2 separate regions of the Mus musculus genome follow, and region 1 is linked to region 2. Evidence: chromatin loops called from intact Hi-C (ENCODE). Cell type or tissue: heart. All regions are shown on one strand.

What was found. Hi-C counts contacts between places; a loop is a spot of excess contacts. Peaks named below come from ENCODE experiments on the same cell type or tissue, not always from the same donor. Only the 100,000 strongest peaks of a DNase experiment are listed, where the experiment ranks them.
Region 1: it touches region 2 in a loop (2.5-fold over the local background); 12 of 42 quality-filtered maps call a loop at or near these places.

Annotation. Positions count from the first base shown.
Region 1 is chr17:28,459,327-28,467,326 of GRCm38, reverse strand. The region is part of intron 1 of Fkbp5 (FK506 binding protein 5); the gene reads left to right. Among named protein-coding and RNA genes, the nearest start is that of Gm22146, 17 kb to the right of the region's middle. In heart, no CTCF peak of the experiment used is centred here; DNase peaks (open chromatin) are centred at 3,056 and 3,386.
Region 2 is chr17:28,516,944-28,524,943 of GRCm38, reverse strand. E230001N04Rik (a long non-coding RNA gene) reads right to left here and starts at 2,288. Exons shown (of 2, transcript XR_385504.4): 1 at 1,578-2,288; 2 at 1-525. In heart, a CTCF peak has its summit at 4,865 (motif pointing right); DNase peaks (open chromatin) are centred at 1,723, 2,253, 6,813, 7,233 and 7 weaker places; H3K4me3 peaks cover 3,293 bases; H3K27ac peaks cover 2,431 bases; H3K27me3 peaks cover 3,943 bases.

The DNA of each region.
Region 1 (8,000 bases), 58 kb after region 2:
AGGAGATGCACAAAGTCTGTAGAATTCTTTTTTTTTTTTTTTTTTTTTTTTGAGACAAGCTCTCTCTACAGAGCCCTGGCTGTCCTGAAATTCACTATGTAGACCAGGCTGGCCTTGAACTCAAAGAGATCTGCCTGCCTCTACCTCTGCCTCCTGAGTGCTGGGATTAACGGTGTGCATCATCACTGCCAGCTTTAAAGGGGGAAGTTTCTAATATTGCAGTTTTTCTTGTTCATTGTTATATATACATGCACATGCATTATTCTTTTGTTTTGAGGCTAAGTAGTCCAGGCTGGCCTGAAACTCTTGGTCCTGCTACCTTTGTCTCTAGAGTGCCAGAATTTTAGGGGCGTGCCTCCACACCTATCTCACTGTGGTATACTTTAACAAAAGTGGTAAATTGTGGGATCAGTCACACAGAATACTTAAGTGTTCCATTAAGTGAGCTTTGTCTTCCCGCGTCCTTTGAGGAACGTCAGCTGTGTTGGAGTCATTGTTTCCATAGCTCAGTTGAAGCTGCTCTTGTCAGGACTGAGTTTGCTTTGGATCTGTTAGGGTTATTTATGTTTGTCTCTAAACTACTCTAGTGACCAAGAGGATTGAAGGCCCTGACTAGAAAAGATGGGTCCAGGAGGTGAGAAGCAGTGCTTTCCTAAGGGCGGCTCTGGAGTGTCCTTTCTAGCAGAGGGGACTGGGCCCTGGGCTGACAGGGAGCTGATGTGGTGGGAAGATATTGCACTTTATGCGGTAGCTGATCTCCCATTGCAGGGAGGTGTCTCTTCAAGAACAACCATTAAAACCAGGCAGAGAGATGCATACTTTAAATCTCAGCACTCGGGAGGCAGACGCAGCGTCATGTGGCCCATTTAGGCTATGTAGCAAGACTGTTCGAAAGCCAAAGGGTGGACAATTACTCATGAAAGAAACAGACTAAAACTTACAAATCTTTTATTTCTGTTTAGTCTGCTGATTCTGCTAGCTAATATGTATTTTAGTAAAAGCCATCAGCATAATAGAATGAAAACAGATTTATAACCAGTAGTTCTTAACAGGGGAGGTGGGGACCAAAAGGCGCCCCCCCCCCCCTTGAGCTCTTTGGGAGCAGGGACGAGGTGCTTCTTGTTCACCACCTTGTTGGAATCCTCAAGTGGTGCTCAACAGAGTGAGTGTTCCATAAATACTTATTATGAATGACGAGTTTCTGATTAAATACTTGCAATAATTCACATTTTCCACACTGTGGGGTCAGGTCAAGACCAATTATGTTCATCTAAAGCACATTCGTATTCTCAGCCTTTTCCCTCATTAATGACAATTAAAATGTTTTTAATTTATTTTTTAATGTAATTTATTTGTTTTTATTTCATGTGCATTGGTGTTTTGACCACATGTATGTCTGTGTGAGGGTGTCAGGTCTCCTGGAACTGGAGTTACAGATAGCCGGGAGCTGCCATGGACTGGGTTGCTGAGAATTGAACCTGGAACCCCTGGGAGAGCAGCCAGTGCTCTTAGCCACAGAGCCATCTCTCCAGCCCTGAGAATTAAAATTTAACGGATGGATTGTTTTTTAAGATGTGGATGTTAACATATTAAAAAAAATATATAAATGTCTTGTTTTTCATTTTGTTTTGTTTTCTGTTGAATCCTGTGATTTAGAATGGTTTTGTGTATTTCTTAAATATTTTCTCTGTACTTACAAATATATATGGTTTTTGTTGTTGTTGTTTTCAAAACAGTACTTTAATGCAAGTATGTATATTATTCTGTGATAATAGTGGTCAAGCCAAAGGTCTCGTATGTTCAGCAAGTACTCCATCACTGAACTATATTCTTCACCCTTAGGAGAGTTAGGTTCTGTTCTGTAAGTTGCTCTTTTTCTTTAATGTCATTCTTAAACATCTTTCCTCATCAATAACTTTATAACTGTTTCCTTTTTTTTTTTTTTTTTTGGTTTTTCGAGACAGGGTTTCTCTGTATATCCCTGACTGTCCTGGAACTCACTCTGTAGACCAGGCTGGCCTCGAACTCAGAAATCCGCCTGCCTCTGCCTCCCAAGTGCTGGGATTAAAGGCGTGTGCCACCACGCCCAGCTCCTTATTTTTAACTGCTGCATAATGTTTCATTGTTGAGATTTACAGTAATAGTTTGTTATTTTTTTTTCCCCTGTGATTGCTGGGATGACTCCGTCAAGTGCTTGCTGTGCAACCATGGGATCCTGAGTTTGGATCCCTGGCGTCCTTGTGAAAATTCATGTACATGGTGTGTGTCTATAATTCTAACCCTGGGAAAGTAGAAAAGGGTGGATCCCCGGAACTTGCTAGCCAGTCAGCCAAGCAGAACTCAGAACATATCTGTGTTCAATGAGAGATGCCTCAAAGAGTGAGGCTGACACCCAGCATTCACCTCTGGCCCACACATGCCTGTGTGCACACACCCAAATCCACTCACATATACACAAAGACATTTCTTTCTTCTCCTAGGATTGTGTGCCACCAGGTGCTTGTTTCTGAGAATCTCTGCAGTCAGTTTTCTGGACATGATGTTGCTGGGCTAAAGGATATTAAACTTTTTGTAGATATTGGCAAATTTGCCCTTAACACCTTGCCATGCTTGCATTCTCACTACAAATATAAAGTACTATGTTTTGGTGAATATGCAAAGTTTCATTTTGTGGACAGATTCAGGGTCTCTGCTCTCCCCTAACTAACCATCTGTGCCTCAGGCACGTCTCCATTCCTTAGTCTGTCTGTATGGAGGCAGTTCCAGCATCTGGAGTTCCTGAGAGACTCAGCTGTGGACCTGTATTCTCCTCAGGTGGGACAGCAGTGTGCAGCCCAGGGTGTGTGCCCTGTGGTTTGTGGAAGAGACGAATGGTGGAGCCAAGTACAGTAATTTCTTGCTCTCTCAGAGTAACAGCAGAGAAAGCCCCTCACGAGGAGTTAGACTATGAGAGAGCGCACTGTGAAGTTCCTAGTAGAGGGGCCAACAGGTGCAGAGCCCTGGGGAGGGCACAAGGGAGTAGGGGTTTGCTGAGCAGCTCAAGCAGAGGTCGGCCAGTGATCGGTGGAGGGCTTTGGACTTGGTGCAGTTTGTGATGGGAAGCCATTGGAGGGTTGCCAGAGTAAGTTGTTTTAAGCCAGTCTGATTGTCACTTTCCTTACAAATGCTTCAGTTCCCATTTCCTTTGGAATAAAGTTCAAATGCTGTATTCTGGTACACAAGGTCCTTCAGTCAAGTTTGTGCCTATTTATTTAGCATCGTCTGCGTCTTTCCCACATGTACCCTTCACTTTAGCCAAATTGGATCACAAGCAGTTCCTGGATGGGTCATTGGTGATTCATGTCTTTGCATCTTCCTGTATGCTGCTGGCCTGCAGGAAGCCCTCCCCTCTGCCTGCTGTGGTCACTGGCTTGGTTTTGGAGAGTCTGTACTGCTCTTGTCATCTAGCCATCCCTCCCCAGTCCCTTTCTGCTCTAGCAGATGGTGATCTTGGAGTGTCATGTGTCCTCCACCTGCCCTAACTGTATTCTCACCACACCTGTGCTGACTGGAAAGCCCACCCTGCTGTAACCGGCTGTAACTGCCTGCTGTGTTTTCCCTCTGAAGTACTTCACTGTGGTGATCTTACACTGAGCCCTCTGCCCTACAGACCCCCTCCCCCCTCATATGGCTTGCTTTTAGTTTCCTTATGAAATTCTGAAATCGCTGCTAACAAAGACCCTCATGCCTGTGCAGCAAGTCCTTAATGTATTGAGCAACCTCTCCATCAGCCCCTTTCGCTTGATTTTTGAGACAAGTTCTTGTTATGTAGCCCAGCTGGTCTTAAAATTGTGATCCTCCTGTCTCAGCCTAATGAGTGATGGGGTTAGTGTGTACTGTCACCCTGATTTGGTCTTATGTCTTATGTTGAGTTACTTTTTGTATGTGACATGAAGCCAGGTATCCAGTTACAATCTTTATATGTGAAGGGAGAGTTGTCCTGCGCTGCTTAGTGGGAAGTGTTCTTTTCTACCTCCAGTTTCACCGTACCTTTCCTGAAAGCAAATTAATGAGAATGTAGTAATATTCTTGGCTCTCAGTCCTCATGGTCCATCAGTTCCTGGGTGTGTCCTAATAGCAGACCACACTTGAGTACTCTTTGTCTTAAGAATTGGCCACACTGTCTTCAGTATGTTTTGTCCTAACTGTTAATTAAAAGTGCGGTCCCTGAGCCTTGCAGTTTTGTTCTTTTCAGGGTAATTTCAGTTATTTTGAATCCTTTAGGTAGCTCTATGAATTTTAGAATCAGCTTGCTAACTTTTGTAACAAAGTTAACTTAGCTGGTACTAGGGATCTCTGTGGGCAGTTGGGGGAAGACTCAGTAAGATACAACGTAGCCATTTAAAACTGTGAGGGATCTCTGAAGTCAGTCGGAGGAAGACTCAGTAAGATACAACGTAGCCATTTAAAACTGTGGTTGTAAGGACAACTGTCACACTTAAATATTCCAGTTGTATACTACACGCTAAGATTTGGTATGAAAATGGTAGGAAGACAGAACCTTGTTTTCTCTTTTAATGTAATTTTCCTTCTTTGGAACAGTAGTTGATTGAACACAGTGCAGGAGCTAGGGAGTGAGGGTACTGCTCCGGTCTTTTCTGTTCCTCTTTTTGGATTTGGAGATGATCTCACTCTGTAGTCCAGTCTAGCCTTGAATTCATAGCGATCCTCATGTCCCTGCCTCCCCAGTGCTGGGATGCAGACAGGAACTGCCATCCCTAGTTTAAAACAAAACTCTAAGCAAAGAAAGAGTGCAAGCTGTAAATCATCTGTAAAAACTATAGTGAAAAAATCTATAATAAACAAAGAACTAGTAAAATTCAATAGTTTGATTGTATAGCATCAACCATTAGCATCATTGACACCACCAAAAACAGTAAGAATATTACACAGTTGAAAAATATACCCCTCCCTAAGAAGGTAGGTGTCTGTGTGTGTGTGTGTTTCCTCTGTGTAGACTGGGCTGTCCTGGAATTTACTATATAGACCAGGCTGGTCTCAAACTCACAGAAGTCCAGAGGTTTCTGCCTCTCGAGAGCTGGGATTAAAGGTGTATACTGCCACCACTCAGTGCAAAAGAAACTTTTTTGAGCAGACATCTCAGGAAAGAAGATACACAGTGTGCTGACAGTACTCCCTCTAAGAGCTAGACAACTTAACAAAACCCTAATAGTATACATGAGGGCCCTCCTTTGAGTTGTTGATAGTGAGAGGCAACCAACAAAGTCCTACCCAGCTTTGAAGCCTGTGAACCAACATCAGTGACCATCGTGGCACAGTAACCTTAGGAGTGGCAGTAGTGTTGTGCATACTTGTCAGTAAGTAGCAGCTCTCTAATTGGACCTAAGACCTGCTCAACAAGAGGGACACTATGTCTGGTACTGGAAACCTGGCTAGATACTCAGTGTTGGGGAAATCGTGCTTATTGGAAGAAAACCTACAGCTGTTGTGTTACTACATGAACATCCCTAACACTAATCTAAACATCTGCTCACAGATAAGTGCATCACCACCCATCAAGGGAACTTCTCTTAGGAGACTACTACAGAAAACCATAACCAACCAAAATGCAGGATCGTGGAGCCCAGTCCCAATGGAATTTAAAAACTCAACATTCTAAAATAATCCATAGATTTTGTATATATTAGGCAAATATTTGAGGTTTTCTGTAGAATAGAATCTAAACTTAAAGTTCTGTTAAACTCTGTTAGCATTAACAGCAACCAAAGCTAGCCTATACAGTCCCAACCAAAGCTAGCCTATACAGTCCCAACCAAAGCTAGGCTATATAGTCCCAACCAAAGCTAGCCTATATAGTCCCAGGACTTGGCATGCTTTGCTTTCCTCTATGCTTTTCAGTTGATTCGTGAGCAACTGCCTGGGTGGTGCACACACCTCTAGTTCTAGCACTCAGGAGGCTGGGGCAGGAGGATGGACAGCTCCAGTTCTACTCTGAGCTATATGTAGCATGACACAGCTGTCTCAAGCAACATAAAATAAAGCTTTTATTTTTTAACTCCATGTTTAAGAATTTTAAAATTATAATTAGTAATGGTTCTTTGGGATAGAAAAATCAATTTTTGTTCTTTCTACAACCATTTCTTACATATATTAAAGATCAAAGTAAAAGCAGTGTCTGAGCTGGGCGTGGTGGCGCACGCCTTTAAACCTAGCACTTAGGAGGCTGAGGCAGGCAGATTTCTGAGTCGTAGGCCAGCCTGGGCTACAGAGTCAACTCCAGGACATCTAGGGCTACACAGAGAACTCCTGTCTTGAAAACAAAACAAAAATAAATAGAGCTGGGTGTGATGTTGTACTCCTGTTATCTTAGTACCCGAGAGGCAAAGTGTCATTCAGAATGTGATGCCAGCCAGGATGTACAGTGAGACCTTATCTCAAAAAGCCAAAAGACAGAAAAAACCCAAAATATGATGCTTCAGTTATCTAGATTCCCAATGTCACAGTTTTGATAAGCATTTTAAAATAAAAATACCTGACATTTTGGAAGAAAGATTTTATTTTATTATCAGTTAAAGTAGTAGACTTTATAGTGTCCTGGGAAAAAACTCTTTCAAATCTGAGAACACTGAGATTTGCCCAGCAGGGCCTATCGTGTAAGACTTTACACTGTGGAAGTGCCACTGTCCTAGCCATATCTTTTTTTGGCTTAAAAATGGAGTCTGTGGCCTTGCACTTCTGGTTGACTCTGTTGGCTACAGTCACAAAGCAAACAGAAATCCCTAGACAAAATATGTGAGGCAACAGCTTGACACACCAGAAAGGTGACAGCAAGGGGAGAGTGATCTCTGAGGAAATAGAAACCAGCAGGTAAAGCCTTAATTATCCCACCTGACTCCCAGAGTTCTTGTCTGCTGGAGTCCAGGGAGGGCAGGCAGATGGCCTTTGAGAGGAAGGGGTGGGGGGCGGCACCAGAATCTCATTTGCTCTTCAGATGAGCTCTACTGAGTTGTGTAGAAACCACTCCATCAGAGAAACAACCACCCAAAAGGATAAAGGGAGAGAAAGCCCTGTCTTTCTTTTCAGAGCCAGGTATAATGGCAAATGCCTGTCATCTCAGCACTAAGGAAGCAGAGGTGAATTCAAAGCCAACCTGGGCTACTCAGCAACAAGATTCTATGTCAAAAAATGTTTTTGAGTTCCTGCCAACCGAATAGGAAAGCCTTGTAAGTCACAGAACGTCAGGGAGAGTACTTAGAAGCAATTGCCTTAATGTGGGCGGATGCAGCCCTCAACTGAAGACTTCTTCTATCCTCCCAACAAAGTTCCAAAACAAGCCTGGAAAGGATCAGATTGTTTCTAGGTAACTTAACTAGGACAAAGTTTCACATCTAGAGGAATGCAAAAATACCTATCCCTCACCAGGGCCAAATTCACAGTTAGCCTCTGGTGAAACATATCAGGCTTGCCCAGAAACGGGAAAAATTAGTCAATAGCAACAGACCCAGAAATGACTGATGATGAAATTAGTATACACTGAAGTAGTCGTTATAACTATAATCCATTTGTTTAAGAAAATACAGGAAAGACTGAGAGCGTTGAATACAGTTCATTGGAGTGAAACCTACAGAGGGTGAGTGTAATAGCTCACAGTATGGGAGTAGGGGCAGCCCAAACAGTGCAGGAAGAAGATAAGAAAACTATGTCTTAGCAGTGCAGATTATCCAGAGTAAACTTAAGAGATTTTTTTTTTCGGTTTGTTTGTTTTTGTTCTTTTTTTTAAAGGCCTGGGAAAAAGGAATCATTTAGCTATGGGACAATCATGAAAGTATAATGTGTATATAATTACAGTTTTGAAGAGAAAGGGGATTACAGAAAACTCTGAAGGCAAAAAACAAAACAAAACAACAAAAAACAAAACCCAAAAAGCCAGGAGTTTCTAAATTTGGCAAGAAAAAAGGGAGGAAATATAAAAAAGATGTGATTAATAGGAGATACACATT
Region 2 (8,000 bases):
TTGCTTTTGAACCCAGGACTACCAGCCCAGGGATGGCACCACCCACAATGGGCTGGGCCCTCCTACTCTTGATTGAGAAAATGCCCTACAGCTGGATCTCATGGAGGCATTTCATCAAGGGAAGCTCCTTTCTCTGTAATAACTCCAGCTGGTGTCAAGTTGTCACACAAACCCAGCAGGTACACCCTGTCAGCTTTTGAGAGCGGTGGCTTAGGCTGGCCTCACACTCTGCTTACAGAGTTGATGATGACCCTGAATTCCCAGCACCATGTCCACCATCTTCCTGAGTGCGTTGTGTCTGCTTTATTTGGCGCTGGAGACTGAACTCAGGGCTGGCCACATGCACTGAAGGGCCCTACCAACAAAGTCACAGCCCGCCCTAGCACCCACCCCGTGGTAGCTTTTCAACTTCTGGGGTTGGTATCATCCAGGGCTTCCTTGCAGGTCAGTTTAGCTGACATTGTCCACCGTGGAAAGGGACGTGGATGGAGATCCGCCGCGTGGAGCTGCCTGTGGAGGCTGAACCTGCGCATTAAGCAGCATGACACATACTGACCGGTCATGATGAGGATCCACGAGGTTCAAGCGCAGGAGGCAAGCCTAGACCTCTTCAATGCCTCCACTAGCGACAAACCAGGGTACATACCCTGAGCCCACTTCGCTGAGCTGCTGCCCCTAAGGCCCATCATCCACCCGTGGAACTCCAAAGCCACTTCCTCATTCTCCTCAACCAAGCGTGGGCCACGGGTGTTTCAGCGTCCTTAGGGCTCCAGGTGGTGTTGAGGGTCTGCTATACACCCGGCTGTGCTGCACTTCTGTAACCTCGCCCCCCATGCCCTGCCCGCACTCTCCGGAGGTAGAGGTATGGGTGGTCAGAAGTTCAAGGTCATCATTACATAGCAGTTTGGTGCTAAGCCTGTATTTTGAAAAGCTGACATTAATAGCGCCATTGTATCTGCTGGTGAGGCTCTTTTCTGATTGGATCAAGTAAAGAGCATTGCCTAGATAGCTAGCTCCCTCCACCCCCATATTTTTTTTTAACTTTTTTTTTCCCCAGTCTATGTAGTAGTCCAAGAGCTCGGCCTCAACTAGAGATCTTCTTGCGTCTGCCTCTTGAGTGCTGGGTTCAAAGCCACCATACCTGGCTTCCCCAAGCATGGGTGTCCAAGGCACATGTATGGAGGTCAGAGGGCAATTTATGTAAATCGGTGGCTCTCGCCTTTCACCTTGTGCGACCTGGGGATCGAACTGTGTCGGCAAGCGCCTATCATGACTTCCGAGAGGCCTCTCTCCCGAGCCTTATCAGCTAAGGGATTTGAGTCTTCGCTATTCCCAGTGAAAAGCCCCCTGCGGCCCGACCGATTCCGGTTCTAATCCCAGGAGTGTGAGGGCTTCGAATTCCACAACCAGCTTTTCTGTGTTAGTCCTGAAAGTACTGGCAGCAGGACTGGCTCAGAGAAGGTGCCGATCCTAGCGCTGCGCAGGGGACAGCTCGCCATCAGTGTGCAGCGGAAAAAGCTTGGGGGGTGAGGGGGGCGCCCGTTCCTCACAGCGGATCCCATACTCCCCGCGCTTACCCCTGCCGGGGAACTCGAGCTGAGGGGCCCCTCTGGCAAGCTCATGACCCGCGAAGGCGTGGGGACCAGAAGAAGCAGTACGAAGCGCGGGAGCGGGCAGCGCCCGGGAGGAGGAGCGCGGGGCGGAGCGCATCGCCCAGCTTCCCCCGCGCCCCCGCCTCTCGCATCCGGCGGCGGCACAGGATGTTCTTTCGCTCGGGTCCCCCGCCCCCGCTCTCACTTTCTTCCCCGCTCCCCTCCTCCACACGCGCCGTGAGCCGCGCCCCGAGCCAGCACCTTGCTTAACCCCTTCCCGCCCGCGCCTAGGGCGCGCAGCGAGTCTGGGGTGCCCGGGTAGGCGCAGGACTGCGCCCACCAGGACAACGTCGAGGGTGGAGAGTATGGTGGTCTTCCGAGGACCCAAGCCTGCAGTCTCCAGAAGCCCCCTAAATCGCCAGGGGCGGTTCCCGGGGACCCAGGCCCGCACTCTCGCGATCTTACGCTAAATTGCCAAGGGCAAGCGCAAGGTGGGCTCTCTCGTGGGCGCAGACCGGTGTGCTTAGCTATCTCCGGCCTAAGGAACGGGGGAGTACCCAGCAACCTTAACCTCATCTTCCCCTCCAGGTTGTGCTAAGGCGCGGCTCACAACGTTTGAGAGGATGGAGAGAGGCCACACCCCCTCGATTAACGTCACTGTTTCCAAGGCAATCGGAGGCGGGGCTGTAGACAAGCGGACTTTGGGGACTATGGCTTAATAGGGCTCCAGGACAGGGTGCGGCTGGGCTGGGGGCTCGGCGGGGTGGGACGTTTCTGTCTTTGCTTTTTTATTGACTCGCTTGATTTTTGATTCAACAGATATTTATGCTTGGCGCCATTCTTAGGGACTGTTTTTCTCTCACCAAGTCTGCGGTTCACAGGTTGTCACTAAGCCGGGTGGAGTGGCCATGCACCCAGGATATGATCCTGGGATAGATGTAATGCCTTTTTATTAAATTTACTGTAGGGGGCTGGGGCTCATGTGCTATAACGTGCATCTGGAGATATGAGGGCAGGCAATTTGTGGGAGTTGGTTCTCGTCTTCTACCTTGTGAGACCCCAACTCATGTCAGGCTTGGCGGCACCTTTATCCACTGCGCTATGTAATTATTCAGTGTCTCCTTTCTCTTGTCAAGTACCCCAGAGCGAGCACTAATCAGTGAAGACTTGGTTCTCTAATTCATGGAAGGTCTCAGCTATTCAGGGAAGGAGGACAAAGTGTTCCATGCTCACCACGTACCAACTCCTTCCCAGCATTTTAGGTCTTGTGATCTTTGCCCTGTTGTATTTCTGGTGCCTTTTACAGCCTAGGAACTGAGTCTGAGCTCTCAGAGGACCCTAAGCCCGATAGCTAAGTGTTGGAACCAGGACCCTAAGCCAGATAGCTAAGTGTTGGAACCAGGTTGGGACCCAAGCCTGTGGGTATGAAGCCTGGCTTCATTTTTAGACTATAATTAAATGGTATCAAAGAACAATCCTGCCCCTAACCCAGTCATGAAGGAGTTTACAGCCTACAGGGAAACGGGGGTGGGGGGTGGGGGTGGGGTGAGGATACCACAGAACATAATTAAGCAATAAAACCTAGAACAGGTTGGAGGCTGTTTAAAAGGATCAAAATAGAGTTGAGATTGTCAGAGCCTCTCCCGTGGAAGGTGCATTCCCAGGTAGGTCAGGAGGTGGGAGGTGACTGTAGGATCACAGTACCTGTGTGTGTGTGTGTGTGTGTGTGTGAGAGAGAGAGAGAGACAGAGACAGAGACAGAGACAGAGACTGTTCCTGCAAAGAACACCTAACTAGTGGCTCAGCCATACAAAGGCTTTTTTTTTTTTTTTTTTTTTTTTTTGACAAGATCTCTAGCCCAGGCTGATCTCAAATTTTCTATTTAGCCAAGAATAGCCTTAAACATCTGATCTTCCTGCCTCTATCTCCGGAATGCTGGGATAACAGGTGTGTACCTCACATCCCCACCCCACCTCATGGATGGAGGGAGCTGGGGTCTCCTTCATGTTTCTCCATGTTTGGCAAGCATTGTACCAATTTATTCATGTCCACAGCCCCTCCCCTGCGCCTTCTGCCCCTGTCTGTGGCGCTGTACCACAGGAGCAGGTATGTCAGCAGCTGCTATCTTTTCACTCTGTGCCCCCAAGTGTTTGAAGCTTAGCACAAACTCCCTGAGGGTAACTTTAATGTCAGCGGCTCCTTCCTCCAATCTCTGAGGAGTCTGAGGTGAGTGAGAAATAGGGACAAAGGGCCAGCAAGACAGCTCCAGTAGGTAAAGGTGCTTGCTGCTAAGTCTGATGTCTTGAGGACCCACATGGCAAAAAGAATCTATTTCTGTAAGTTGTCTTGTGACTCCCACCTTCAGCCATGTTACACCTGCATCCACACTCACTAAATAGGTACAGTACACGGTATATGTTTAAAGAAGACGACCTGGGAGAGCATTAGGGAGGTGCTACGCTGGGTGGGACTGGACATACCAACTGAGGAGAGGGAGAGTAAGAGGAAGGTGAGGGGAATTGTTGAATCAAATGGGTGGCTGGGTCACTTGAGAACATCTGATGTCCTCTCCCAGTGCGGCAGGGCTGTGCTCAGTCCTGTAGGCTGGAATTGACAAGGACAAACCCCCAGCCTTTGCTCTGGGAACACACAGGGTAGCACCCAGTGTACCCAGTGTGTTTGGCTGAAGGTGATAACATACACAGTAAATGGTGTTTGGAAGGAGCCAGGAAAAGCCTGGGTTAGGAAGCAGGACCATTTGGGCCAAAGGTGGCATTTATGGTGCTGGAGAGAAGGGGCTGGGAAAAGTAATGAAAAGAAAAAAAAAAAAAAAAAGAGCTGGGCAGTGGTGCTGCATGCCTTTAATCAATCCCAGCACTTAGGAGGCAGAGGCAGGCGGATTTCTGAGTTCGAGGCCAGCCTGGTCCACAGAGTGAGTTCCAGGACAGCCAGGGCCATACACAGAAACCCTGTCTCAAAACAAACAAACAAACAAATAAATAGAACAAATGAAGCAAAAGTGGAGAGGAGAACCTGATGTTTGGTGACAGATCCAACACTGACATCAGAGAGAACCCTCTTCAATGCCAGGATTAAAGGCGAGCATGTTCTCTGCATATACAGCACACCACCTGGCTCTCTTTTGGCACAATTGTTACAAGTTTGACTTGGATAGCACATAGGTGGGTGTCTTTAAAAAGGCCAACTAGATGGACTTCATTTGCTTCCGACCAGCTCCAGATACCAACCAGGCCTGTAATGATGATGTTCTTCACCTCTCCAGTAGAGGGCACAATCTTGGGAGTAGCTTTTGTAGCCAGCTGTTTCTTGGGGGCTTTACCACCACAGAGGGCACCTCTTTGCTTATCCCCCCTTCTTTCTTGGCAAGCAAGGGAGAGGCAGTGCTGGTGTTAGAGAGGAGAGGAGGCTGGGAACACCCAGTAATTTAATTTTTAAAAATTATAAGTAGCCGGGCAGTGGTGGCGCATGCCTTTAATCCCAACACTTGGGAGGCAGAGGCAGGTGGATTTCTGAGTTCGAGGCCAGCCTGGTCTACAGAGTGAGTTCTAGGACAACCAGGGCTATACAGAGAAACCCTGTCTCGTCTCAAAAAAAAAAAAAAAAACCAAACAAACAAAAATAAAAACAATAAAAAAAAATTAAAAGTAAAGATTTTGTTCAGTGGTAAACTGCCTGCCTAGTAAGGTAAGACCTTAGATTTAATCCACAGCCCCCTAAAAATTAGCCTACCACTGTAGGGAGTTTGGGGGATTGGGCCTCAGTGGGCAATGGGGATGTGCCTGGGCTAGGAACATGGTCAGTTAAAGTCGGTCACTTGTAGGTCATGGGAAGGCAAATGTTTGGTAGAGAACCAAAGATGGGGAAGACATTGTCAGCTCCTCTGCCTTCTGAGCGTGTCCAGGTCAGAGTTTCACTGACACCAGCAAACATGGGCACCAGGGACAGACCTGTGGGTTGTCGGTTGGAATAGCTGCTGGTTGGGGTGTAACGGGGCTAAATCTCTCCCAGATGATTTCGCAAGGGTCAGCTGGAATGTGTATTGTGCTGAAAGGTGGTCCCTAGCCTGGACCCATGTTGGCCCTCATCTTCAGCTACAGAGCTTGGAGATGGTGCAATCAGATGGTCTGGGAACAGTAGGCCCAGGTGAGATACTTCAGCAGCCTAGGGTCCCTCCCCTAAACTTCAGCCTGGAAGGCCCTGGAACCCAGGCCTGTGCTGTCTGCCAAAACCTTTCCCGGAATCCAGCAGAGAACAGAGCCCCTTCCTGCCAGCCTGGCACTCTCCAGGCACAGGGTGTCCCTAGGGGTACCTTGAAGACACCCCAGGAGACTAGAGTACTGAGCAGCCCCTCCTCCCTAGGAACCACCCTCCTCTGGCCTTTTGCCTCGTTGTCAATGGCCCCACCGGACCACAAGAATCAGCAAGCGCGAAGGAGGAATTTTGTGGCTGGGTGGCCAGCTTCTGGGGCCTTTGCTGTGGCTTCAGGTGGGAGGGTGGAGACTACAGAAAGAGCAGACTCCCAGGCTTCAGAGGACCACGCCACCTGCTTCTCCCTCCCTCCCTCCCTCCCTCCAGGGAGGAAATCTTCAGGGCCCCAGTGGTTTTGAAAGGAGGGGGACCGGAAGAGACACAACACTGGGTCAAACGAGGACGGGGCAGAACTCTCTCTTAATTCTTCTAGGATGCTCTTCCTTGGTACCCTTACCCACCAAACCCCAAAGCAAACTGCTTTCCCTGCAACTAACAGTCACAAACCACTCTTGAGACCTCCAGAGGCGTCCCAGAGTGGGTGGGGCTTGGAGGAACCAAGGGGCCTGTAGCCGGCATCTCCGTGGTTCTCCCCATGCGTGGGTACAGTGAGGAGGGTACTCCGGTCCCAGGTGAGCTGAGCCTACGGTGCCCCGGCCCGGAGGGTCCGGAGATGGCTTCTTGGAGGGGTGAGGAGGTCTCGTACCCGACCATGTGGCGGTCTTGCAGCGCCGCGCCCTCCCTCCCAGTGCGGAGCCGGCTGCTGACCGCAGGCTGCAGGAGCGGTTGATCTGGGGAGCGGGCGAGCACACCCACTTACCCAGCTGCTGAGTCAGGCTGTTCTCCCTCACGCTCGCCCGCCCGCCCGCCCGCCCGCCTGCTCTCGCCCGGGACATTGTGTTCCAGCCCCAGCGCGCTGGCAGCGGGCCCAGGCGCTCACACCAGCCTCCTCGCCCTGTTTGTGCTCGCGGCTTGCGCTGTGGCGCAGCCTCCCGTGGCCGCGGGGACTCTCAGAAGGCACCCCTGTAGGGTGGGCCCCAGCAGCCCTGAGCACTCGCCAGCCTCGGAGCACCCACGCCTCTCCAGATTCCCTGGCTGGGTGCATCCCCTACCCCCGGATTTATAGAATATGGGACCGGACAGTTGGGGGCTGGGGCAGGTGTTGAGATCCCCCACCCTCCTTCCATACAAATTCTTAGTCTTGGTGCTGCAGAAGGACAGTTGGAAGCAAGCCAGATCCAGACTTGGGAGACCTGGAATGTGGTCACGTGACAACAGAAGCCCGCTTTGAGGGGGTCAATTCAAGCATCCTCCCCTTTCCTCACCCCCACCCCGCTTGATCCGTCACAGACTTCGGGAGCACGGAGACTCCAGGGATTCCCGGAGCCCGCAAGCAAGCCCAGCTTTTTTGGAAAGCTTGGGAAGCCCCTGGCAGGATGCTAAGAGGAGGGAGCGCCTAGTGGGAGTGGTAGAGCCGGGGCAGGGCGGCGCAAGAGGACCCCAAAGGCTCTGCCTATTGTCCAGCCCCCAAACACTGTGTTACTGAGAGCCATCATTTATTTCTCTCAGCCCGATCTGCAAAGACAACATCAAGTGCTGGCTCCTCTCCAAAGAGAGAACTGTGTGCCGAGCCTGAGCGTCTACACATGGAACGCTCTGGGGTGGTCCCGCTAAGGAGGTCATGAAAAGTGAGACATACTTTCTTTTTTTAATATCTATTTTATTTTTAATTTGTGTGTGTTTGTGTGTGTTTGTGTGTGTGTGTGAGAGAGAGAGAGAGAGAGAGAGAGAGAGAACGCACATGGGGACACACACACACACAGCAGTTTGGAATCCAGAAGAGGGCATCAAATCCCCAGGAGCTGGGGATCCAGGTAGTGGTCAGCCACCTAGTGTGGGCACTGGGAACCAAACTCAGGTCATCTGCAAGATGCATCAGTCACTCTTAACCCTTGAGCCAGCCCTCTCTCCAGACGCATAGGAACAGACATCATTCCTAAGGCCCTATCTTCTCTCTCCTTCCCATACCTCCACGTTTCTGTGCACTGTCTGTCAGGGTGGTGCCTGCCTTCGCTCTCCTCATCCCTCTTGCCCCAGATAGGAAGCACCGACTAAACCCTGAACCCCCTTCTCTCCCCA